Linked DNA regions of Homo sapiens: region 2 is linked to region 1. Evidence: read pairs that join two places in POLR2A ChIA-PET (ENCODE). Cell type or tissue: HepG2. All regions are shown on one strand. Links, peaks and the distances in the headings refer to the core of each region. The heading gives the core; the rest is flanking DNA. Region 1 overlaps ASF1B (anti-silencing function 1B histone chaperone). Region 2 overlaps PODNL1 (podocan like 1).

Region 1 (12,126 bases), core at 2,716-7,715:
ACACCCGGCTAACTTTTTTTTTTTTTTGGTATTTTTTTTTAATGGAGTTTTGCTCTGTTGCCCAGGCTGAAGTGCAATGGTGCGATCTCGGCTCACTGCAACCTCCGCCTCACGGGTTCAAGCGATTCTCCTGCCTCAGCCTCCCGAGTAGCTGGGATTACAGGTGCCCACCACCATGCCCGGCTAATTTTTGTATTTTTAGTAGAGATGGGGTTTCGCCATGTTGGCCAGGCTGGTCTCGAACTCCTGACCTCAGGTGATCCACCCGTCTTGGACTCCTAAAGTGTTGGGATTACAGGTGTGAGCCACTGCGCCCAGCCTTTTTTTTGTATTTTTAGTACAGACGGGATTTCACCATGTTGGCCAGGCTGGTCTTAAACTCCTGACTTCAGGTGATCTGCCCACCTCGGCCTCCCAAAGTGTTGGGATTACAGGTGTGAGCCATTGCGCCTGGACTTTTTTTTTTTTTACACAGGGTCTGGCCTCCCTCTGTTACCCAGGCTGGAGTGCAATGGCGCCATCATGGCTCACTGCATCCTTGAACTCCTGGGCTCAAGCAATCCTCCTGCTTCAGCCTCCCAAATAGCTGGGACAACGGTGTGTGCCAACATGTCTAGCCAATTATTTTTTGTAGAGACAGGGTTTCTCCATGTTGCCCAGGCTGGTCTCAAACTCCTGGGCTCAAGCGATCCTCTCACCTCAGCCTCCCAAAGGGCTGGGATTACAGGTGTGAGTCACTGTGCCCAGCCAGGAGTTGTCAACTGATGGAAACACAGAATCAATCCCACAAATGACTACAAAACGTTGACTGTGGCAGGGAGAGGTGCGTGGTACTCTGGAGGAGTGTGGTGAGCCGGGGGACAGTGGCATGAAGCTGAACAGGTGAGGCAGGTGGTATCAGGCCACCCGGGGGCCAGCTAAGGGATTGGGAAAGGGCAAGAGAGTAAGCAGGAGGTTAAGTGCCACATCACTCTTGTGATCTGAAAAGAAGCCTCTGGCAAAGTGTGGAGCCGTGACAGGAGACTGTAGTGGAGCAGAAGGCTTACACCAGTCATCCTGGAGAGGCAGTGGACTTGGCTTAGACCAGGCAGTAAAGAACAGATTCAGGGTGTACTACTGCAAACAAGACCAGCCACGTAATTGGTGCAAAATAAAACCAATGCAAAATGAAAACACCACGCCCCTCCAGAAAAGCTATTAGGTTTCAGACGGTGACAGCAGAGTATCGCACCAAGTGTGGGGTCCTGTGCAGCTGCCTGGGTTGCACACCCAGGAGGCCAGTCCTGACTGTTGAGTAGATAGGGCCTGTCAGTGGATTTAGTAGTGGTGGCTGAAGGGGTTAGATAGGATGTGGTAGCTTGGATTAGGGCGGTAACAGCAGTGATGGAGGTAAGGGAGTGTATCCGAGCAGAGGATCCTGAAAAATCACCTGGAGAACTCAGAATCTCCATTTGTTTTTTCTTTCTTCTTTTTTTTTTTTTTTTTTTTTGAGATGGAGTCTCACTGTCACCCAGGCTGGAGTGCAGTGGCGTGATCTCGGCTCACTGCAAGCTCCGCCTCCCAGGTTCACGCCATTCTCCTGCCTCAGCCTCCTGAGTAGCTGAGACTACAGGTGCCCGCCACCAGGCCTGGCTAATTTCTTGTATTTTTTAGTAGAGATGGGGCTTCACCATGTTAGCCAAGATGGTCTCAATCTCCTGACCTTGTGATCCGCCCACCTTGGCCTTCCAAAGTGCTGGGATTACAGGCGTGAGCCACTGCACCGGCCTTCTTTTTTTAAAGAGATAGCTTTTCCCTCTGTCATCCAGACTGGAGTGCAGTGGTGCAATCACAGATCACTGTAAACTCCTGGAACTCCTGGGCTCAAGCGAGCCTATTTTTTTTTTTTTTTTTTTTTAGAGACAGGGTCTCACTCTGTTGCCCAGGCTCGAGTGCAGTGGCGCAATCTCAGCTCACTGTAACTTCCGCCCCCTGGATTCAAATAATTCTCGTGCCTCAGCCTCCCGAGTAGCTAGGATAACAAATGTGCACCACCACATCCAGCTAATTTTTGTATTTTTTAGTAGAGACAGGGTTTCACCATGTTGGCCAGGCTAGTCTTTAACTCCTGACCCCAAGTGATCTGCCTGCCCCAGCCTCCCAAAGTGTTGAGATTACAGGTGTGAGCCATGGCACCTGGCCTCAAGTGAGTCTTCTGCTTCAGCCTCCCTAGTAGCTGGCACTACAGGCCTGCATCACTATGCCTGGTTAATGTTTTTTTTGTAGAGACAGGTCTCGCTGTCACCCAGAATGCAGTGCAGAGGTGCAATCATAGCTCGCTGTAGCCTCAAACTCTCAGGCTCAAGCAAGCCTCCTGCTTCAGCCTCCCAAGTAGCTGGGACGACAGGTGCAAGCCACCACACCCGGCTAATTTTTCTATTTTTTGTAGAGATGGGGGTCTCGCTATGTGGCCCAGGCTAGTCTGGAACTCCTGGCCTTAAGCAGTCCTCCCGCCTCTGCCTCCCAAAGTGCTGGAAGCCACCACACCCGGCCAGAATCTACATTTGACAACCCAGGTGGGGTGCTGCATGAGAGCCATTTAGGAGTTACAGTCCATCCTCATTATTCATGGGTTCCATATGTGCAAGTTCACCTACCTGCTAAGTTTATTTGTAACCCCAAGATGAACACCTGCTTGCTTTCACAGTCACTTGCAGACATGCACAGAGCAGGGAAAAACTGGAGTTACCTACCATGCCTGTTCCCACCTAGAGTTACCTACCACGCCTGTTCCCACCTGAGGTCAAACAAGGCAACACTCTGTCTTCTGGTCTCAGCTCTCACTGTGAATGAGCGTCCTTTCCTCAGCCTACTTAGTGCTTTTTTCCATGTTTTGTGCTTTTTGTTGGTGAGTTTGCTGTCTATGATGGCACCCAACGGTAGTGCTGAAGTGCAGTGTAGGATACAAGAAAGGCTTTATGGAAAATATGCGTATTAGAGAAGTTTCATTCAGGAGAGTTATAGTGCTGTTGGCTGTGAATTCAACATAAATGAACCACTGTATATATTAAATAAGGTATCTTTCCTTTTTTTCTGAGACAGAGTATCGCTGTATCACCCAGGCTAGAGTGCACTGGTGCGATCTCAGCTCACTGCAATCTCCATCTCCCAGGTTCAAGCGATTCTCCCGCCGCAGCCTCCCGAGTAGCTGGGATTACAGGCATGCGCCACCACACCTGGCTGATTTTTGTATTTTTAGTAGAGACGGGGTTTCATCACATTGGCCAGGCTGGTCTTGAACTCCTGACCTCAGGCGATCCACCCACCTCAGCCTCCCAAAGTGCTGGGATTACAGGTTTGAGCCATCATAGCCGTCCTGGTGTCTTTTCAACATAAACACACATACAAGTTTACGTATTAACCAGCTGACGAAAATGTGACTTCCAAGAATCTAACCCTGTATTTCCCCTGGGGCAATGGTTCAGTATTCACTAATTCAGTGTTCGCGGCAACTTTATAGAACGTAACTCTTGTAAATAATGGGAATTGCCTGTAAATCAGTGGCAGCTTTGACACAGAGGTGGGGGAAGGGAGGGCCTGACGGCCTCTGAGAGGTCAGATAGTTCCTGACAGTAGAACTAGGATTTGAACCTGAACTTTTAAATTGTTTTAATTGATTGATTGAGACTGGGTCTTACTGTTGCCCAGGCTGGAGTGCAGTGGTGTGGTCTTGGCTCATTGTAGCTTCCATCTCCCAGGCTCAAGTGATCCTCCCATTTCAGCCTCCCAAGTATCTGAGACTACAGGCGCACACCACCATGCTCTGCTGATTTTTACATTTTTTGTAGAGATGCGGTCTCACTATATTGCCCCAGCTGGTCTCAAACTCCTGGCCTCAAGCAATCCTCCCACCTCGGCCTCCCAAAGTGCTGGGATTACAGGTGTGAGCAACTGTGCCCGGCCTCTATGTTTTTAATACTTGTTTTTTTCTTTTTTAGAGACAGGGTCTCACTGTGTTGCCTAGGCTGGAGTGCAGTGGCTCACTGCAGCCTCAGACTCCCGGGCTCAAGCAATCCTCTCACCTCAGTCCCTGGAGTAGCTGGGTCTATAGGCGTGAGCCCGTGCCCAGCTGAACTTGAACTTTTGATTCCTGAAGCACTCTGTGGGATTTCAGGTAAAAGAGGATGTTTCTAGGAATCAAGGGCTAAGGCCTAAGGCCTCATCTTTCTTACCTGAAAGACAAACATGTGTCTCCCTGCTGGCACAGGGCCCACCAGCACCGAGTCTAGGATCTGATCAAATTCCTCACTCTCAGCCGAGCCAACATAAATGATCTTCCACTCCAGGTCTGCAAAGATATAGGAGGGTTAACTAATTGAAATAGCTCAACAGCAAGAAGGCAGGGATAGGCTCTTGTATTTTTTTTTTTTTTTGAGATGGAGTCTCGTTCTGTCACACAGGTTAGAATACAGTGATGCGATCTCAGCTCACTGCAACTTCCGCCTCCCAGGTTCCAGTGATTCTCATACCTCAGCCTCCCGAGTGGCTGGGATTATAGGTGCCCGCTGCCACGCCTAGCTAATTTTTTTTTTCTTTTTTGAGATGGAGTTTCACTCTTGTCACCCAGGTTGGAGTACAATGGTGTGATCTTGGCTCACTGCAATCTCTGCCTCCCAGGTTCAAGCGATTCTCCTGTCTCAGCCTACTGAGTAGCTGGAATTACAGGCACCTGCCATCATGGCTGGCTAATTTTTTTATTTTTAGTAGAGACAGGGTTTCACCATGTTGATCAGGCTGGTTTAGAACTCCTGACCTCAGGTGATCCACCCGCCTTGGCCTCCCAAAGTGCTGGGATGACAGGTGTGAGCCACTGTACCTGGCCTGTTTTTGTATTTTTAGTAGAGATGGGGTTTCACCATGTTGGCCAAGCTGGTATCCAACTCCTGACTTCAAGTGATCTGCCCGCCTCAGCCTTCCAAACTGGTGGGATTACAGGTGTGAGCCACTGCGCCCGGCCACATCTTCTATTTTATTTTTATTTACTTATTTTTTGAGACAGTCTCCCTCTGTTGCCTAGGCTGGTGTGCAGCGGGATGTTCATGGCTCACTGTAGCCTCAACCTCCTGGGCTCAAGCGATCCTCCTGCCTCGGACTCCCACCATGTTGGGATCACAGGTGTGGGCTGCTGTGCCCAGCCTTGTGGTAATTTTAGACAGATCCTTAATATGTTAAAAGACTATTATTCCATCTGTCAGACACTTAGTGCCAGGCACTGCAGTCTTGAATGCTGAGGTGGGCACAAAGCTCTACCTCCATTAGGGAATTCTGTCTTGTAAGCCTAGCTATGACAGGTGACCTTGACTATACCTCTGGGGAAACCTGGGCCTCTCAAGGCCTGAGCGTGAACTGTATGGCAGAGGCTGAATTAAGAGCCACGTGACACAGACGTGCTGAGAAGGGAACGGCAGGGAGTTGGGTCATTTCAGGGCCCTGCCCACTGGGTGCTGGGATAGGAAGCAGCATCCTCTTTCACACACAGGGACCGGTGCCACTCAACGAAGTGGATCCCTCGACAACTGGGGCAGGGTGGCAGATTCCAATCCGGCAGGAGAGCCAGCCTGCAGGAGGGGGAAGGTGAGGTTGCTCAGGGAGCCAGCCACCCTGGTCTTCCAGATCTGGCACCAAGTCATGCCTACTTAGAGACATTTGGGCAACTCAGTCAACAAATGTGGCATCCCGGGGTGATCCTCCAAACACTTTTTTTTTTTGACAGTTTCACTCTTGTTGTCCAGGCTAGAGTGCAATGGTGAGATCTCGGCTCACTGCAACCTCTGCCTCCCGGGTTCAAGTGATTCTCCTGCCTCAGCCTCCTGAGTAGCTGGGATTATAGGCGCCCGCCACCACAGCCGGCTAATGTTTTGTATTTTTAGTAGAGATGGGGTTTCACCATGTTGGCCAGGTTGGTCTCGAACTCCTGACCTCAGGTCATCCATCCGCCTCCGCCTCCCAAAGTGCTGGGATTACAGGTGTGAGCCACCGTGCCCAGCCTCAAACCCTAACTCTTGCACCCCATCCAGCAGGAGGGCCCCCTCCCCTGAATATGCTCCATTGAGATGAAAGGAAAGTGCTTATGGAACCTCTGGCTGTCAATCACAGGAAATTCCGGTCAACATGGCCTCTTGCAGGAGGTCCAAGTGTATCAGGGGCAAGGTCATGCTGGTACAGGGAGGCTTGGCAAGAGGCTTGAAACTTATTTTTGGCTCTTTAGAAATTACACAACCCTTCAGCTCTAGCAGCTGGGGGAAGTTTCACAAGCTGTGATTTTCACAGGAAGCAAACTCTCTCAGAAGCTGCCCTGTTCCTTGGTCCAGTGTCCCACAAGAGCATCCAACTTTGGAAGCATGCTGCTGCCAGGTCATGACTACAGAGGCTTGTCACCTGAGCCCCATGCCCTTCTTTGATGCACTGGCTGCCTGTCCCTTTGTGGTTTCACTCAGGAACCCTATAGCAGGTCTGTAGGATACGGGTGACCATTGAACTCACAGGTGTTTGGTCGAACTAGCCTCTTACTATTTGCAGGGAGGAAGTTGACTTTTTTCACTGGAGATGGGGTCTCGGTCCGTCACCCAGGCTGCAGTGCAGTGGCATAATCATAGCTCACTACAGCCACAAATTCCTGCGCTCAAGTGATTCTCTTGCCTTAGCCTCCCAAGTAGCTGGGACCACAGGCTTGTGCCACACGCCCAGGGAATTTTTAAATTGTTTTTAGAGATGAGGTCTTGCTTGGTTGCCCAGCCTGGTCTCAAGCAATCCTCCCGCCTTGGCCTCCCAAAGTGCTGGAATTTGTCTGAGCCATCATGTCCAGCCTGTTGATTTATTTTTGTTACAAGTAGTGACACAACTGGAATCAAGTTTTGGGGGAAGACAGAAAAGCCAGCCAGCCCTGCTCTCTCCTTTCTAAAGCAGTTGTATCATTTTGGTGTATATCCTTGAGCCCTTTCCTCTCATAGCCGGTAGAATCCTGTACGGGTGCATTTAATTCATGTCCTGGGAAGGTAGACAAAAAAGACTAAAGTGTACCCACGAGCACCTGATGTTGTCCAGCTGAGGTCAATACTAATCGGCAAAACCTAAACAAAGAGCATGTGGAAACTCACCGAAATAAATGGGCCCCTGCAACATAGGCAGACTCGACTCTATTAAAAATCAACAAAATTAATTGGGTGTGGTGGCGCGTGCCGGTGGTCCCAGCTATGCGGGAGGCTAAGGTTGGAGGATCGCTTGAGCCTAGGAGTTCAGGGCTGCAGTGAGCCATGATCGAGCCACTGCATTCCAGCCTGGACGACAGAGACCCTATCTCAAAGGAAAAAAAAGAAAAAGAAAAAATGTACTGTGTTGACTGTCAGGCACAGGGGCTGAAATGGCTCTTTCAACCAGGGCTGGAAAGAAACTGGAGAATTAACTAACGGCTGTAGAGAAATACTGACTCAAGAGTTACAGAAGCTGGTTGGGCACGGCAGCTCACACCTGTAATCCTAGCACTTTGGGAGGCCGAGGCAGGCAGATTGCCTGAGCTCACGAGTTCGAGACCAACCTGGGCAACATGGTGAAACCCCATCTCTACTAAAAATATAAAAATTTAGCTGGGCATGATGGTGTGCACCTGTAATTCCAGCTACTCAGGAGTCTGAGGCATAAGAACTGCTTGAACCTGGGAGGCAGCAGAGATTGCAGTGAGCCGAGATTTTGCCACTGCACTCCAGCCTGGGCAACAGAGCCAGCCTCCGTCAAAAAAAAAAAAAAAAAAAAAAAAAAAAAAAAGAAGAAAGAAGGAAAGAAAGGAAGAAAAAAAGAGTTATAGGTATAGGGCCAGGTGAGGTGGATCATTGGATCATGGCTGTAATCCTAGCACTTTGGGAGGCTGAGGCGGGTGGATTGCTTGAGCTCAGAAGTTCGAGATCAGCCTGGGCAACATGGTGATACAAAAAATACAAAAAATTAGCCAGGCGTGGTGGCATGCCCCTGTAGTCTCAGCTACTCGGGAGGCTGAGGTTGCAGTGAACTGAGATCGTGCCTCTGCACTCCAGCCTGGGTGACAGAGTGAGACTCCATCTCTACTAAAAATATAAAAAATTAGCTGGGCGTGGTGGTGTGCACCTGTAATTCTAATTTATTTTATTTTATTTTGACATGGAGTCTCACTCTGTTGCCCAGACTAGAGTGCAGTGGCACGATCTCGGCTCACTGCAAGCTCCGCCTCCCGGGTTCATGCCATTCTTGTGCCTCAGCCTCCTAATCAGCTGGGACTACAGGCACCCCCCACCACGCCCGGCTAATTTTTTTTTCTATTTTTAGTAGAGACGGGGTTTCACTGTGTTAGCCAAGATGGTCTCGATCTCCTGACCTTGTGATCCGCCTGCCTTGGCCTCCCAAAGTGCTGGGATTACAGGCATGAGCCACTATGCCCAGTCGAGAATCATCTTAAATTTGCTGAAGTGCCCAGGCATGGTGATGTGCACCTGTGGTTCCAGCTACTTAGGAAGCTGAGGTGGGAGGACTGCTTAAGCCCAGGAGTTCAAGTCCAGTCTGGGCAACATAGTGACACCCTATCTCTTTAAAAAAAAAAAAAAAAATCTGGCTGCAGTGTTATAAGTAGAGACATACGTGTATGATTTCATCTCTAAATATAATCTTTCTTTAGAATTATACATGGGACACAAATCACCAATACAGCAGGAACTCATAGCTATGAGTACAGGACACAGCTGTACACATGACGTGTGTACCTAACCTTCTGAGCAATGTCAAGGCAACTCAACTGTGTCCCATGTTATCTCTCTGCGCTAACTTCACAAGCTAGTCCCTGTGCAAGACATACCTCCACTGTGTGTTTGTGTGTATATATATATATATATATATATAAATGATAAGACTAAAGACATGTACACAATTAGTATAGCTGAACTAGCTAAAAAGTCTGCTTCCTGCTTTTTTGTTGTTGTTTTTTTGAGACAGTCTTGCTCTGTCGCCCAGGCTGGAGTGCAATGGCGCAATCTGGGCTCACTGCAATTTCCATCTCCCGGGTTCAAGCGCTTCTCCTGCCTCAGCCTCCCAAATAGCTGGGACTACAGGCACCTGCCACCAAGCCTGGCTAACTTTTGTATTTTTAGTAGAGACAGGGTTTCACCACATTGGCCAGGCTGGTCTCAAACTCCTGACCTCAGATGATCCACCTGCCTTGGTCTCCCAAAATGCTGGGATTACAGGGGTAAGCCACTGTGCCTGGCCATTTTTTTTTTCTTTTTTTTTTTTTGAAACAGAGTCTCGCTCTGTCACCCAGGTTGGAGTGCAGTGGCACAATCTCAGCTCACTGCAACCTCTGCCTCCCGGGTTCTAGCGATTCTTCTGCCTCAGCCTCCTGAGTAGCTGGGATTATAGCTGCGTGCCACCATGCCTGGCTAATTTTTGTATTTAGTAGAGCCGGGGTTTCACCACGTCGGTTAGGCTGGTCTCGAACTCCTGACCTTGTGATCCATCCGCCTCGGCCTCCCAAAGTGCTGGGATTACAGGTGTGAGCCACCACACCTGGCTTTTTCTTTTTTTTTTTTTTTGAGATGGAGTCTTGCTTTGTTGCCCAGGTTGGGGTGCAGTGGTGCAATCTCGGCTCGCTGCAAGCTCTGCCTCCTGGGTTCACGCCATTCTCCTGCCTCAGCCTCCCGAGTAGCTGGGACTACAGGCGCCCGCCACCACACCCGGCTAATTTTTTGTATTTTTAGTAGAGACGGGGTTTCACCATGTTGGCCAGGCTGGTCTCGAACTTCTGACCTCAGGTAATCTGCCCGCCTTGGTCTCCCAAAGTGCTGGGATTACAGGCGTGAGCCACCATGCCAGGCCTCCTTTGTTTGTTTGCTTTTTGCCTTTGTTCATAATCAAAGATGAGCTCTGCTGCCATAACAACTTCGTTATTTCTGGGTCAGAACATCTGGCTTCTATGACTTATTCAACCAGTGTCTGTTGAATTTCTCAGCTAAATGTGGAAGAATCTATTTCCAGATGTGGAAGATAAAAGTGCAAAGGGGGCTTGGGGCCCCTGAGAAATAGGGGTCACCCAACTGGGGCTTAGGGGTTAGGGTGGTTTTTTTTTTTTTTTTTTTTGAGATGGGGGTCTTGCTCTCTCACCCAGGTTGGAGTGCAGTGGTGCAATCATGGCTCACTGCAGCCCTGACCTCCTGGGCTCATGCAATCCTCCCACTTCAGCCTCCTGAGTAGCTGGGACCACAGACACGTGCCACCAAGTCCCGTTAATTTTTTGATGTTTCTGTAGAGACAAGGTTTTGCTATGTTACCCAGGCTGGCCCAAATTCCTGGGCTCAAGAGATCCTCCTTCCTTAGCCTCCCAAAGTGCTGGAATTACAGGCATGAGCCACCTCACACAGCTGGGTTGGGGGTTTTGTCAGATTTTCAGTTGACGCTGCTGAGAGTGAGGCAGATTCTCCCTTTTTCATGGAGAGGAGTCCAGAAGGAGGCAGAAAGCAAGCTGGCAGATCAGTCACAGAGAGCCCTAGGACTGGAAGAGCCAGGATTTCTCACTTGAGTTACTCAAAGGAAAAGCTTTATCATCCAGGTACAATTAACAATAGCATTCTCTGGCCAGGCGCTTAGGATTCAAAGTGTAATCCCAGCACTTTGGGAGGCTGAAGTGGGCATATCACTTGCGATCAGGTTTGAGACCAGCCTGGCCAACATGGTGAAACCTCGTCTCTACTAAAGACACAAAAATTAGCCGGGCATGGTGGCTCAAGCTTGTAATCCCAACTACTTGGGATACTGAGGCCGGAGAATCGCTTGAACTCGAGAGGTGGAGATTGCAGTGAGCTGAGATTGCACCACTGCACTGTAGCCTGGGTGACATAGTGAGATTCCATTTCTAATAATAATCATCATCATCATCATAATCATACGACGGGCACGGTGGCTCACGCCTGTAATCCCAGGCCGAGGCGGGCGGATCACAAGGTCAGGAAATCGAGACCATCCTGGGTAACACAGTGAAACCCCGTCTCTACTAAAAATCCAAAAAGTTAGCTGGGCATGGTTTCGGGCGCCTGTAGTCCCAGCTACTTGGGAGATTGAGGCAGGAGAATGGCGTGAACCCGGGAGGCGGAGCTTGCAATGAGCCATGATCACGCCACTGCACTCCAGCCTGGGTGACACAGCGAGACTCCATCTCAAAAATAAATAAATAAATAAATAAATAAATAAATAATAATAATAGCACTTCCCTTCACTGCATTTTGAGTGTCCTGATTAGGCAATAAATTCTGTGGTCATTCCTATCTATGCTCCACCCCTGAAACAGGGAATCCTTCCTTTCTTTCCCTGGATTGGAGCAAAGATAAAGAATTTAGATTCAAAACTTCAGTGCCAATACTTCTACAAACTGGCTGTGTGACTCTGGTGAAGTCACTCCATTTCTATTAAAAAATGATCAGCAGAGGCTGGACGCAGTGGCTCACGCCTGTAATCCCAGCACTTTGGGAGGCTGAGGCGGGCGGATCACCTGAGGTCAGGAGTTCAAGACCAGCCTGGCCAAGATGGTGAAACCCCGTCTCTACTAAAAATACAAAAATTAGCCAGGCGTCATAGCAGGCACCTGTAATCCCAGCTGCTCGGGAGGCTGAGGCAGGAGAATCGCTTGAATCTGGGAGGTGGAGGTTGCAGTGAGCCAAGATCGCGCCATTGCACTCCAGCCTGGGGGACAAGAGCAAGACTTCATCTCCAAAAAAACAAAAAAAGGACCAGCAGGTTGAATTTAGCCCTTCCGGCTCTAATTCTATAAATAAGTTAGTAAAGTCACAGGGCAGGGGCTTCCTAGGAGTAGAAGTACCAGATAATGACCGCACAACCATTTTTTTTTTTTTTTTTTTTTTTTGAGACGGAGTCTCGCTCTGTCGCCCAGGCTGGAGTGCAGTGGCGCGATCTCGGCTCACTGCAAGCTCCGCCTCCCGGGTTCACGCCATTCTCCTGCCTCAGCCTCCCGCGTAGCTGGGACTACAGGCGCCCGCCACCACGCCCGGCTAATTTTTTGTGTTTTTTAGTAGAGACGGGGTTTCACCGTGTTAGCCAGGATGGTCTCGATCTCCTGAC
Region 2 (11,211 bases), core at 6,177-11,176, 190 kb before region 1:
GCCCAGGAGCTGAGACACCCCCGAAGGCCAGGGTGGGGTTTGTTCCCTGCCCCCACTGGGGGAAGAGAAGGCAGGCGGGCAGTGGGACTGAGGTGCCTCTGTTTCCCTGCCCACCTGCCTGCCCACCTGCCCACCCGGAAGGATCTTCCCTGACCTCAGCAGCAACGACATGCTCCTCTTCATCGTGAAGGGCATCAACTTGCCCACACCCCCAGGTGAGGGGGCTGTAGGCAAGGGTCAGGGTCATGGGGACCCCCTCTCTGCCCAGCTCTGACCGTTGTTTGCCCACAGGACTGTCCCCTGGCGATCTGGATGTCTTTGTTCGGTTTGACTTCCCCTATCCCAACGTGGTACGTGGGGAGCTGAGGAGGGGAGGGCTGCAGCCTCAGTGGGCCAAAGCCAGGTCCCAGGCCCCCTAGATTTCCTGCCTCCTCTCTGGTCATAGGAAGAAGCTCAGAAAGACAAGACCAGTGTGATCAAGAACACAGACTCCCCTGGTGAGCCTCGGCTGGAAGCACCCTACCCCTACTCCCTTGCAGCAGAAGGGACATAAGACAATGGCCTGACCCCACCCAACTTCCTCTCCCTCCTTCCTCCTGCAGAGTTCAAGGAGCAGTTCAAACTCTGCATCAACCGCAGCCACCGTGGCTTCCGAAGGGCCATCCAGACCAAGGGCATCAAGTTCGAAGTGGTTCACAAGGGGTGAGCTAGAGAGAGCCATGGCCGCTGGGTGGGCTCCAGGGGAGGGGAGCTCCTCTGAACCAACCATCCTGTCCCCACTATACACACATGCACACAGGGGGCTGTTCAAGACTGACCGGGTGCTGGGGACAGCCCAGCTGAAGCTGGATGCACTGGAGATAGCATGTGAGGTCCGGGAGATCCTTGAGGTGAGAGGTGGACATTCATCCGCGTGCTCCGGTATGGCCATGCTACTCGTTAACATTATTAAAACACTTCCTGCCTTGAGCCCTCTATGAGCCTGTCTGTTGACCCAGCCCCTCCCCTCAGAGCCTCAGACCTCCCTACTGCCCAGCCCTAAATACTTGCAGTACCCCACTCCATTATGATCAACTGGTATCTCAGCCATACCATGGGCTCATATTTTAGAAACCACTCTTGGCCAGGCATGGTGGCTCATGCCTGTAATCCCAGCACTTTGGGAGGCTGAGGCGGGCAGATCACGAGGTCAGGAGATCGAGACCATCCTGGCTAACATGGTGAAACCCTGTTTCTACTAAAATACAAAAAAATTAGCCAGGCATGGTGGCGGGCGCCTGTAGTCCCAGCTACTCGGGAGGCTGAGGCAGGAGAATGGCGTAAGTAAACCCAGGAGGCGGAGCTTGCAGTGAGCCCAGATTGCACCACTGCACTCCAGCCTGGACAACAGAGCGAGACTCTATCTCAGAAAAAAAAAAAACCAAAAAAAAAAACCAGTCTTGTTCTCCCTTGTCCTGGCCCTGGGCCTCTAGTCACTTCCTGCTTCCCACCAACAGTTTCTCCTTACCCCCACCCAGGTCCTGGATGGTCGCCGGCCCACAGGGGGGCGACTGGAGGTAATGGTCCGGATTCGGGAGCCACTGACAGCCCAGCAGTTGGAGACGACGACAGAGAGGTGGCTGGTCATTGACCCTGTGCCGGCAGCTGTGCCCACAGTGAGACCCCCCACCCCCACCCATCAGCAACCCCAGGGAGGGAAGCTTGGTTCAGGGGCCCAGGACTCACAGGACTGGTTCTCTCCTCTGAAGCAGGTTGCTGGGCCCAAAGGGAAGGCCCCTCCTGTGCCTGCCCCTGCAAGGGAGTCAGGGAACAGGTAGGTATCTGGGCCAGGGCATGCTGGAGAAAACACCCAATTCCCCTCTCAGCCCCACCTGGACAGTTTCCCACCAGGCACAAATTGGACCACGTCCCTCTCCTGCTGCAAAACCTTTCTTGGCACCCCTTTTCCCAGAGGATCCAGTTTAAACTCCTTGGTTTGGTCTTTAAAACCTTTTGTGATCTGACCATTGTCAACATATCCAGGCTTCTCTCTCCCTACTCCCTCCTGTGGTTCATGTCCATGAATAGTTTTCACTGGCCTCTGGACTTCTGTGGGTTCCAGTGCCCTGAACACCCCTACCTAGGGTAGGGGTGTTCCTTGTTCCTCTGCCCACCTCTGATTCCTTCTTTGGATCCCAACTTGGCTGTTACCTCCTCCAGGAAGCCCTCCCTGACCACTAGGCATCATAGTTTCCTGGGTGTGCAGCCATCATCCCCGCTAGGTTTTGGGATCAGTAACACCGGGTGGTTCTCGGCTGTCTCCCACCATACCCCCAGTGCCCAGTGTGTCTTTTTTTTTTTTTTTTTTTTTTGAGACAGAGTCTAGCTCTGTCGCCCAGGCTAGAGTGCAATGGCGCGATCTCAGCTCACAGCAACCTCCGCCTCTGGGGTTCAAGCGATTCTCCTGCCTCAGCCTCCTGAGTAGCTGGGATTACAGGCATGCGCCACCACACCCAGCTAATTTTTCTATTTTTAGTAGAGATGGGGTTTCTCCATGTTGGTCAGGCTGGTCTCGAACTCCCGACCTCAGGTGATCTGCCTGCCTCGGCCTCCCAAAGTGCTGGGATTACAGGCATGAGCTACCATGCTCGGCTTTTTTTTTTTTTTGAGACAGAATCTTGCTCTGTCACCCAGGTTGGAGTGCAGTGGTGTGATCTCGGCTCATTGCAACCTCCAGCTCCCAGGTTCAAGCAATTCTTCTGCCTCAGCCTCCCAAGTAGCTGGGACTACAGGAGCACACCACCATGCCCAGCTAATTTTTTTTCTATTTTTAGTAGAGACGGGGTTTCACCATATTGGCCAGGCTGGTCTCGAACTCCTGACCTCATGATCCACTCACCTCCGCCTCCCAAAGTGCAGGGATTACAGGCGTGAGCCACTGTGCCCAGCCCAGTGTGTCTTTTGAATTAACAGGGTTGGGCTGGGGGAATCTCTGCAGTCCCTTATCCTTCCTCCACCCCTTAGATCAGCCCGGCCCCTGCATAGCCTCAGTGTGCTGGCGTTTGACCAAGAGCGTCTGGAGCGGAAGGTGGGTATCCATCCTGCCGGGCTACATGGGGCAGGACTGGGGAGTCTGCAGGCCCAGGCAGGATCCTCACAGGACCCTCTGTATCCTCTAGATCCTGGCCCTCAGGCAGGCGCGGCGGCCGGTGCCCCCAGAAGTGGCCCAGCAGTACCAGGACATCATGCAACGCAGCCAGTGGCAGAGGGCACAGCTGGAGCAGGGGGGTGTGGGCATCCGACGGGGTAGGGGTTTGGAGATGGGCATCTGGTGGGGGAGGAGCTCCAGGATAGGCATGGGGGGGGAGGTGCTCAGGGATGCATATCTGGTGGGGGAGGGGCTCGGGGATGGGCATCTGGAGAGGGAGGGGCTCGGGGATGGGCACCTGGAGGGGGAGGGGCTCGGGGATGGGCACCTGGAGGGGGAGGGGCTCGGGGATGGGCATCTGGAGAGGGAGGGGCTCGGGGATGGGCACCTGGAGGGGGAGGGGCTCGGGGATGGGCACCTGGAGGGGGAGGGGCTCGGGGATGGGCACCTGGAGGGGGAGGGGCTCGGGGATGGGCACCTGGCGGGGGACGGGCTTGGGGATGGGCACAGTCCAGGAGGGTTGTGGGCAGTGAGGCCCCACCCTAAGCCTCCATTCCCCCGCCATCCATTCTCAGAATACGCAGCCCAGCTGGAGCGGCAGCTGCAGTTCTACACGGAGGCTGCCCGGCGCCTGGGCAACGATGGCAGCAGGGTGAGCTGGTCGCGGGCCGGGTGGGCACTGGGCAGCGGGCAGGGTGGGGCCTGCAGGGACTACCTGCTGAATGCCCATCCCCCACAGGATGCTGCAAAGGAGGCGCTCTATAGGCGGAATCTGGTAGAGAGTGAGGTAAGCAGCTTAGGAGATGGGGTGGTTGGGGGATCACTGTGGTCGTAGCCCACCTCCATGACCCCAGTGGCCTCCTCTCCCCCAGCTGCAGCGGCTCCGCAGGTGAGGAGCCCATGGGGCGGGCAGCCCCCAGAAAGCGGGCAGCAGGCCCCGATACCGGGAAGAGCCGACACAGCCACGAACCAGACAAGCAGACAATCAGCGGACAATCGGTTCTGGACTCACCCCTCATCCGGGCCCCCAGCCCCGCCAGAGCCTCCGTGGCTGCGGGTGTTGGGAACCATGCCTGCCAGCCAGTATGTGCCCCTCACCCAGGCCTGGCTGGGCCCTGGAGAGTCCTGTTTGCACAGCCCAGGGGTGTCCGGCCTCTGGCCCGCCCCGGAGCAGGGAGGGTGGCTGGGGCCAAGCCCCGAGGGCCCCTGCAAGCACTTTACTTCCTGTTCCTCCCCAGCCTTAACCCCAAAGCCCTCCTGCACCCCAAAGAAGCCACTGAGGCTGGCCGAGCCACACTGTCTCCCCAGGGGCGTCGACCTGGCCCAGCTGGGTCCCCAGGGCCAGCACATGGAATAAAATAGCCAGGGCCACACTCAGCCCAGCTCTGTCCTGTCTGTTTCTTGCTCAGACCCTCGGTGGCCAGGCTAGGTCTTCCCACCCACCCCCCGGTTCCCCTGGAAGTGGATGGGGAGGCGCCTGTTAGGGAAGCAGTTTTGGGGAGGGACAGTGTGCTTGTGAAAGGTGCTTTTTTTTTTTTTTTTTAGAGACCGGGTTTCCCTCTGTCACCCAGGCTGCAGCGCAGTGGCACAATCAGCTCATTGCAGCCTCCGACTCCTGGGCTCACATGATCCTCCTGCCTCAGCCTCCTAACGGATTACAGAAGGGCACCACCACACACCCAGCTTGAAGGATGCATTTCATTCCCATGCTTGCTGTGGGGGGGGATACATGTGAGGGTCCCTATATCTGTCACCCAGTGTTTTTTCAGTGGGTGGCCTTGGGCGTCCCTGCAATCACACGTGGCTAGGTCGCACAGGGTGCTGTTTGGTGACCCCAGTGTGTGCCTCAAGACCTCAAAATTCAGTCCTGACCCACTTAGCATCCCAGAGCCTCAGTTTCCCCAGCTGGACTGGTTGTGGGGAGGAGTCCGTGGACAGAGCCCCCAAAGGGTGCCTGGTCCGTGCTGAGTGCTGGAAGGGTTTGGCTTTATTGTTGCTGCCTCCATCTGTGTTGGGAGTTTGGGGTAGGGTGTGTCCCGCCAGGCCGGCGTGGTCTGTGAGCCTGGAGTATGCCAGCTGTGTGCCTCTGTGTCTCGGCCAGTGGCAGGCAGAGCAGGCCCAGCCCTGGAGGCCCAGGAGAGCCAGACCAAGGGCCCCTGGTGGGCGTTGTCTCCTCAGTCCACGGCCCAGCGGAGTCCCAGGAGTCTGAGCTGCTCTGCTGGGCCTCTCTAGGATCAGGGGCCCCCTGCCCGTGGCCCACGTGGGGTGGTGGGAGGCAGCCGGATCAGGACCTGCTCCGGATTCCCTGCCGTGTCCACCACACGCAGGTTTGGGAGCCCCAGGAAGGCCTCAGCCGCGATGCTCGTCATGTGAAGCCTGTTGGCCCTGCACAGAGAGGCGGTCATGACCCTCCCAGGCCCTCCCCTGCCCACCTCCACCCCTCCGGTCACCCTCGGGGCACCTGAGGAAGAGGGCACGCAGGCGGGGTGTGCTGAGGAAGGCCTCGGGGCCCACGTGGCCGATGCGGTTGCCCTCGAGGTGCAGCTCCTCTAGGGCCTCAGGCAGGTCCGGGGGCACAAAGGACAGCTCATTGTGGCTGAGGTCCAGCATCTGGGCAGGGGGTTATAGATGGCATCGTGGCAGCCCCAGGCCTGGGCCACTCAGCTCAGCCAGCCCCCAACCTCTCTGAGAGTCCCCTGCCCCCTTCATACCAGCCTGGCCCTTCTGCCCCCCACCCCCCATGATTGCCAAATTCCTCCCTTCTGCAGAGGTAAACTAAGGCCCTTCCCAGGAAGGCACAGACAGACAGGTCCCCACTTGATTAAATGAGTCAGTCATTGAATCGCACCATACCTCTTTCATCACTTTTTTTTTCAAGAGACAGGGTCTTGCTCTGTTGCCCAGTCTAGAGGGCAGTGGCCCGATCACGGCTCATTGCAGCCTCAAACTTCTGGGCTCAAGCGATCCTCCTGCCTCAGCCTCCTGAATAGCTGGGACTACAGGCATGTGCCACCACGCTTGGCTATGTTTTTTTGGTAGAGATAGGGTCTTGCTGTGTTGCCAGGCTGGTCTCAAACCCATAGCCTAAAGCGATTCTCCTGCCTTGGCTCCCCAAAGTGCTGGGATTACAGGCATGAGCCACCTCACCCAGCCTCCTCATCACCTTCTAACCCACTCTTATCATTTTCTTGTTCTGATTGCTTTACCAGCTAACTAGAATGTTTGGGACGTGGCAGGGCAGGCAGGGGGATGGAGGGGCCCTGGGGACAGTGTGGCTAACCAGCCTGTGCCTGACCTGGAGGGCTTGGAGCTCATGCCAGGTGCCTGGCCCGATGTCGCCGACCCGGAGCCGGTTGTGCGCCAGGCTGAGCTCCCGCAGTTGGTCCAGGCCGGCCAGAGGCTCGGGCTCGAGCATCCGCAGCTGGTTGCGTTGCAGCTGCAGGGTGCGCAGGCCAGTGGGCAGGCCCATGGGCAGCCGGGTTAGCTGATTCCCTGCCAGGTCGAGGCTGCGCAGGGCACGCAACCGGCGGAAGGCCCGGTGGTGCACACGGGCGCTGGCCAGGCGGTTATAGGCCAGGTTAAGCTCCGTCAGGCCCGGTGTGGCGACCAGGTCACGGGCACCCAGCGCGGCCACGTGGTTGTGGGGCAGCACCAGGGCACGCAGGCGGCGGGGCAGGGCTGGAGGCACGCGGTCCAGCCCATTGCCATAGAGGTGCAGCGTGTGCAGGCCCCGCAGCGGCCGCAGAGCCCCGGCGGGCAGCCCTGAGCTCCCCAGCTGGTTGTGCTGCAGCAACAAATAGCGCAGACCACGCGCCCCGTGCAGCCGAGCCGCCTCCACCTGCCGGATGCGGTTGCGGCCCAGGTGCAGGATAGCCAGGGTCCGGGGCAGGCCGGCGGGCACTGTGGTCAGCTGGTTGTGGGAGAGATCCAGGTATTCAAGGCTATGCAGCTTGCTGGAAGGAGAGAGGGTCGGTGTTAGGTGGGGCACTTGGAGTGGGGTGCCTGACAGATTTTGGCGGGGAGGCTGGGGAGTGGTCCTGAGACAGATTTAAGCTGGAGATTTTGACTTGGGAGTGATGCGTGGAGAGAGCTGGGTGGGAGGTAAACTTGGGGTGCCCAGGGCAGATTCCAGCCTGAGAGTTAGCTATGGGGGTGACCAGGGTAGAGCCGAGATGGAAAGGCATGTGAGACTTACGATGTCAGTGCAGGGCTGTGGGGAACAGGGACACCTACCCAGTGCTCTGCCGAGCCCAGTGAGCAGCAGGCACTCAGTAAATGAGGCCGTGGCTTAGGAGCCAGTCAGGGAAGGGGGACTGAAGGTTGGGACCCCCGACTGTAAATTCTCAGCCCCTGCTGCCCCCCAACCAGCCTGTACCTGAAGGTGGTGGCATCCAGGCCACTGTCTGTCAGCTGGTTGTGCTGGAGGTAGAGCTCACGGAGTTGAGTCTGGCGGCTCAGGGCTCCTCGGGGCACCTTGGAGATGAGATTGTTCTGGAGAAGGAAGAAGAGAATGAGACTTGAGTCTGGGATGAGGGCAGCGGGAAGCCACAGACGGCTCTTGAGTAAGGGAGTGACGAGGAGCTTGCCTTGAGCTCAAAGCGATTTCCAATAAAGTGATTCAAAGAAGGATAACTCTGACCACTGGCATTCTGAGGGGCAATTGAGAAGAATGGAAAGCTAGGAACTGGAGGGGTCCCCCTGGAAAGAGGTGAAGAGAGTCTGGCCCGGGGTGGGACCTACAGCAGGGCTACCTGCAGGTGGAGCCGCTCGAGTGAGGGCGGCAGGCTGGGCGGCAGGTAGCTGAGCTGGTTGTTGGAGAGGCTGAGGGTGGCGATGGCCTCGGAGCCGCGGAAGGCGTCGGGGGGCAGGCCAGCGTTGCTCAGCTGGTTGTTGTGGAGGTACACGGACCTGAGGAGAGCCAGGCTCCGGCCACCAGCCTGCCCCTCGCCTCCTACCACCCCACTCCCGCACCACACCCTGCTCAGGGTCGCCTTCAGTGTGTGTGTGTGTGTGTGTGTGTGTGTGCGCGCGCATGTGTGGAGTCTGTGTGGGAATGTAATTGTGTATGTGTGCATGTGACTGTGCGTAGGTGTGCAGGTGAGTGTGCATGTGTGTTGTATGAATAGACGTGTGTGCATGTGTGAGCAGTGTGCATGTGTAAGTGTAATGAGTGCATATGTGGAGTGTGTGTGCACGTGTGTATGTGATTGTAAGAGTGTGTGGGCGTGCATGTGTGTATGTATATGCAAGTGTGTGCTATGTGCCTGTGCATAAGTGTGCATGGGTGAGTGTGTGCATGTGATTGTAAGTGTGGGTGTGCATGTGTGCATGCCTGTGCATAAGTGTGCATGTGATTGTGTGTGTGCAGCCGAGTGTGCAACTGTGTGTATGCATGTATGTCCATGTGTGCATGTGATCATGTGCAAAAGTGTGAGCATTGTGTACATATGTGCATGTGTGTGCTTGTGTGTGCATGTGATTGCGTGTGCATGCATGAGTGTGTGCCTGTGTGCATGTGGTTGGAAGTGTGTGCAGGTGTGTATGTGAGTCTGTGTGTGTGCTTGTGTGTGCATGTGATTGTGTGTGCATGAGCATGTGTTCATGTGGTTGTGTGTGCAGGTGTGTATGTGAGTCTGTGTAAGTGTGTGTGTGTGTGTGTCCCTGCACATACTGTCTCCACCTCAGTCTGGAGTTCTGACACAGCATACAGGGCCCTGTCTCCCCGCTCACTCTCCTCCCAGGGTAGAACTATGCCCTCTTCCCACTCCCCAAGGCTAGGGATCTGTCCCTGGTTAAGCCCTCCAGGGCAAGGCATTTTGTTTCTGTTTTTGTTTTTAATTTTGAGACAGAGTCTCACTCTGTCGCCCAGGCTTGAGTGCGGTGGCACGATTTCGTCTCACTGCAAACTCCACCTCCTGGGTTCAAGCCAGTCTCCTGCCTCAGCCTCCTGAGTGGCGGGGATTACAGGCGCACACCACCACCCCCAGCTAATTTTTGTATTTTAAGTAGAGACAGGGTTTCATCATGTTGGCCAGGCTGGTCTCGAACTCCTGACCCCAGATGATCCTCCCACCTTGGCCTCCCAAAGTGCTAGGATTACAGGAGTGAGCCACTGCACCCGGCCGAGGGCAAGGTCTTAACTCCCTCATTGCTCCTAGAACCGGGGCATGACACAGATGTATCTGAGGCCTGGGGGCCTGGGCTGGGCCAGGGTCTACCTGAGTGCCGGCTTCTCCCCAAAGGTGAGGGGGAAGATCTCCATCACTTGGTTGGCAGCCAGATCCGCGACACGGAGGGACCGGGGCAGAAACTGAGGGGCCACTGAGAGCTGTGGGGACACAGCCCACAGCCGGACTGGTCCTGGTGCGCCTTGGCCCCACCACTTCCCCAGCAGAGCTGTCCCCTCCACACCCTGGGCTGAGTGACTGAAGCTGCACCCTCACTGGGCTCGGCCTGCGGGTGGGGCTGGGGGCTCACCTTGTTGTGAGCCACGCAGAGGTGCTGCAGCTGGGTGAGGGACTCGAAGGCCTCGTCAGGCAGGCCTGGGAGAGTAGGGGGGCAGTGAAGGGACCCCAGGCCTGTCTTGGGTGGAGGGGGAGTCTGGGCTCCCAGCTGCCCCAGGACTCTCGGCCGGGGAACTGGCAGAGGCTCCCCAGGCCCTCAGATCCCCTCCTCCCCATCCCTACTCAAAAGCCACAGCCCCCAACCCCCACCCCAGCTCCTGAGTTTCCATCCTGCTCAGCAAAGGGCAGTTCTGGGAACTGCCACAGAGCTGCCCGCAGATGGGGCGGGGGAGGGGGATGGCAGCTGAGACCTCGGTCAGTCCTACAGCCCCAGAGAGGCCGCCTCCCTCTGCCCCCTCACCTTCGGAGGAGATGAGGTTGTTGTGGAGGTTGAGGGTTCGCAGGCCACTGAGGCGGGACAGCTCATTGTAGGGGAGTTCCTGGAGCTGGTTGTTCTGCAGGGTGAGAGTTGGGGTGTTCACACCCGTGACCCCGTGACCAAGTGACCCCAAGCACTGATTCTCAACTTCCCATCAGCCCAAACCAGCCCCATACCATCATCACCCCCACAGTTAATCCCAAACACCCCATCACTCTGACCCAGTCTTATAACTGCCAAGATGTCAAACCCCAAACCCCCACAATCGACCCCAAATGTGCCATCACCCCCACAATCGACCCCAATTCCCCCAACACCCCCACAATCAACCCAAATGTGCCATCACCCCCACAACCGACCCCAAATGCACCATCACCCCCACAATCGACCCCAAATTCCTCAACACCCCCACAATCAACCCCAAATGTGCCATCACCCCCACAATCACCCCCAAATGCACCATCACCCCCACAATCGACCCCAAATGCCCCAACACCCCCACAATCGACCCCAAATGCGCCATCACCCCCGCAATCAACCCCACATGCCACAACACCCCCACAATCGACCCCAAATGCGCCATCACCCCCGCAATCAACCCCACATGCCACAACACCCCCACAATCGACCCCAAATGCGCCATCACCCCCGCAATCAACCCCACATGCCACAACACCCCCACAATCGACCCCAAATGCGCCATCACCCCCGCAATCAACCCCACATGCCACAACACCCCCGCAATCGACCCCAAATGTGCCATCACCCCCGCAATCAACCCCACATGCCCCAACACCCCCGCAATCGACCCCAAATGTGCCATCACCCCCGCAATCAACCCCACATGCCCCAACACCCCCGCAATCGACCCCAAATGTGCCATCACCCCCGCAATCAACCCCACATGCCCCAACACCCCCGCAATCGACCCCAAATGCGCCATCACCCCCGCAATCGACCCCAAATGCGCCATCACCCCCACAATCGACCACAATGCGACATCACCCCCACAATTGACCCCAAATGCGCCATCACCCCCACAATCGACCCCAAATGTGCCATCACCCCCACCATCAACCCCACACGCCACAACATCCCCATAACCCCAAACTCCCCATCACACTAACTCCAAACAACACTATAACCGCCAAGATGTTGACCCTAACACCACTAATCCTCAGTCCCCGACAACTTCCAGCATG

What was found. Peaks named below come from ENCODE experiments on the same cell type or tissue, not always from the same donor. Only the 100,000 strongest peaks of a DNase experiment are listed, where the experiment ranks them.
Region 2: POLR2A ChIA-PET joins it to region 1 with 8 read pairs; 7 of 35 experiments call an interaction of 5 or more read pairs at or near these places.

The regions. Positions count from the first base shown.
Region 1 is chr19:14,121,911-14,134,036 of GRCh38, forward strand. ASF1B (anti-silencing function 1B histone chaperone) reads right to left here. Exons shown (of 4, transcript NM_018154.3): 2 at 4,212-4,327. Among named protein-coding and RNA genes, the nearest start is that of ASF1B, 8.6 kb to the right of the region's middle. RefSeq lists an enhancer at 6,655-6,764. In HepG2, for the core only: no CTCF peak of the experiment used is centred there; a DNase peak (open chromatin) is centred at 5,386.
Region 2 is chr19:13,926,376-13,937,586 of GRCh38, forward strand. It overlaps PODNL1 (podocan like 1), which reads right to left. Exons shown (of 10, transcript NM_001370095.3): 3 at 9,992-10,085; 4 at 9,605-9,669; 5 at 9,346-9,455; 6 at 7,879-8,035; 7 at 7,503-7,618; 8 at 6,423-7,080; 9 at 5,589-5,737; 10 at 4,812-5,512. The coding sequence ends at 5,362. It overlaps CC2D1A (coiled-coil and C2 domain containing 1A), which reads left to right. Exons shown (of 29, transcript NM_017721.5): 18 at 142-215; 19 at 292-350; 20 at 446-497; 21 at 603-702; 22 at 800-890; 23 at 1,518-1,655; 24 at 1,749-1,813; 25 at 3,004-3,067; 26 at 3,159-3,285; 27 at 3,703-3,779; 28 at 3,867-3,914; 29 at 4,000-4,504. The coding sequence ends at 4,020. Among named protein-coding and RNA genes, the nearest start is that of PODNL1, 6.4 kb to the right of the region's middle. RefSeq lists an enhancer at 9,805-10,562. In HepG2, for the core only: a CTCF peak has its summit at 7,897 (motif pointing right); no DNase peak of the experiment used is centred there; H3K27me3 peaks cover 1,057 bases.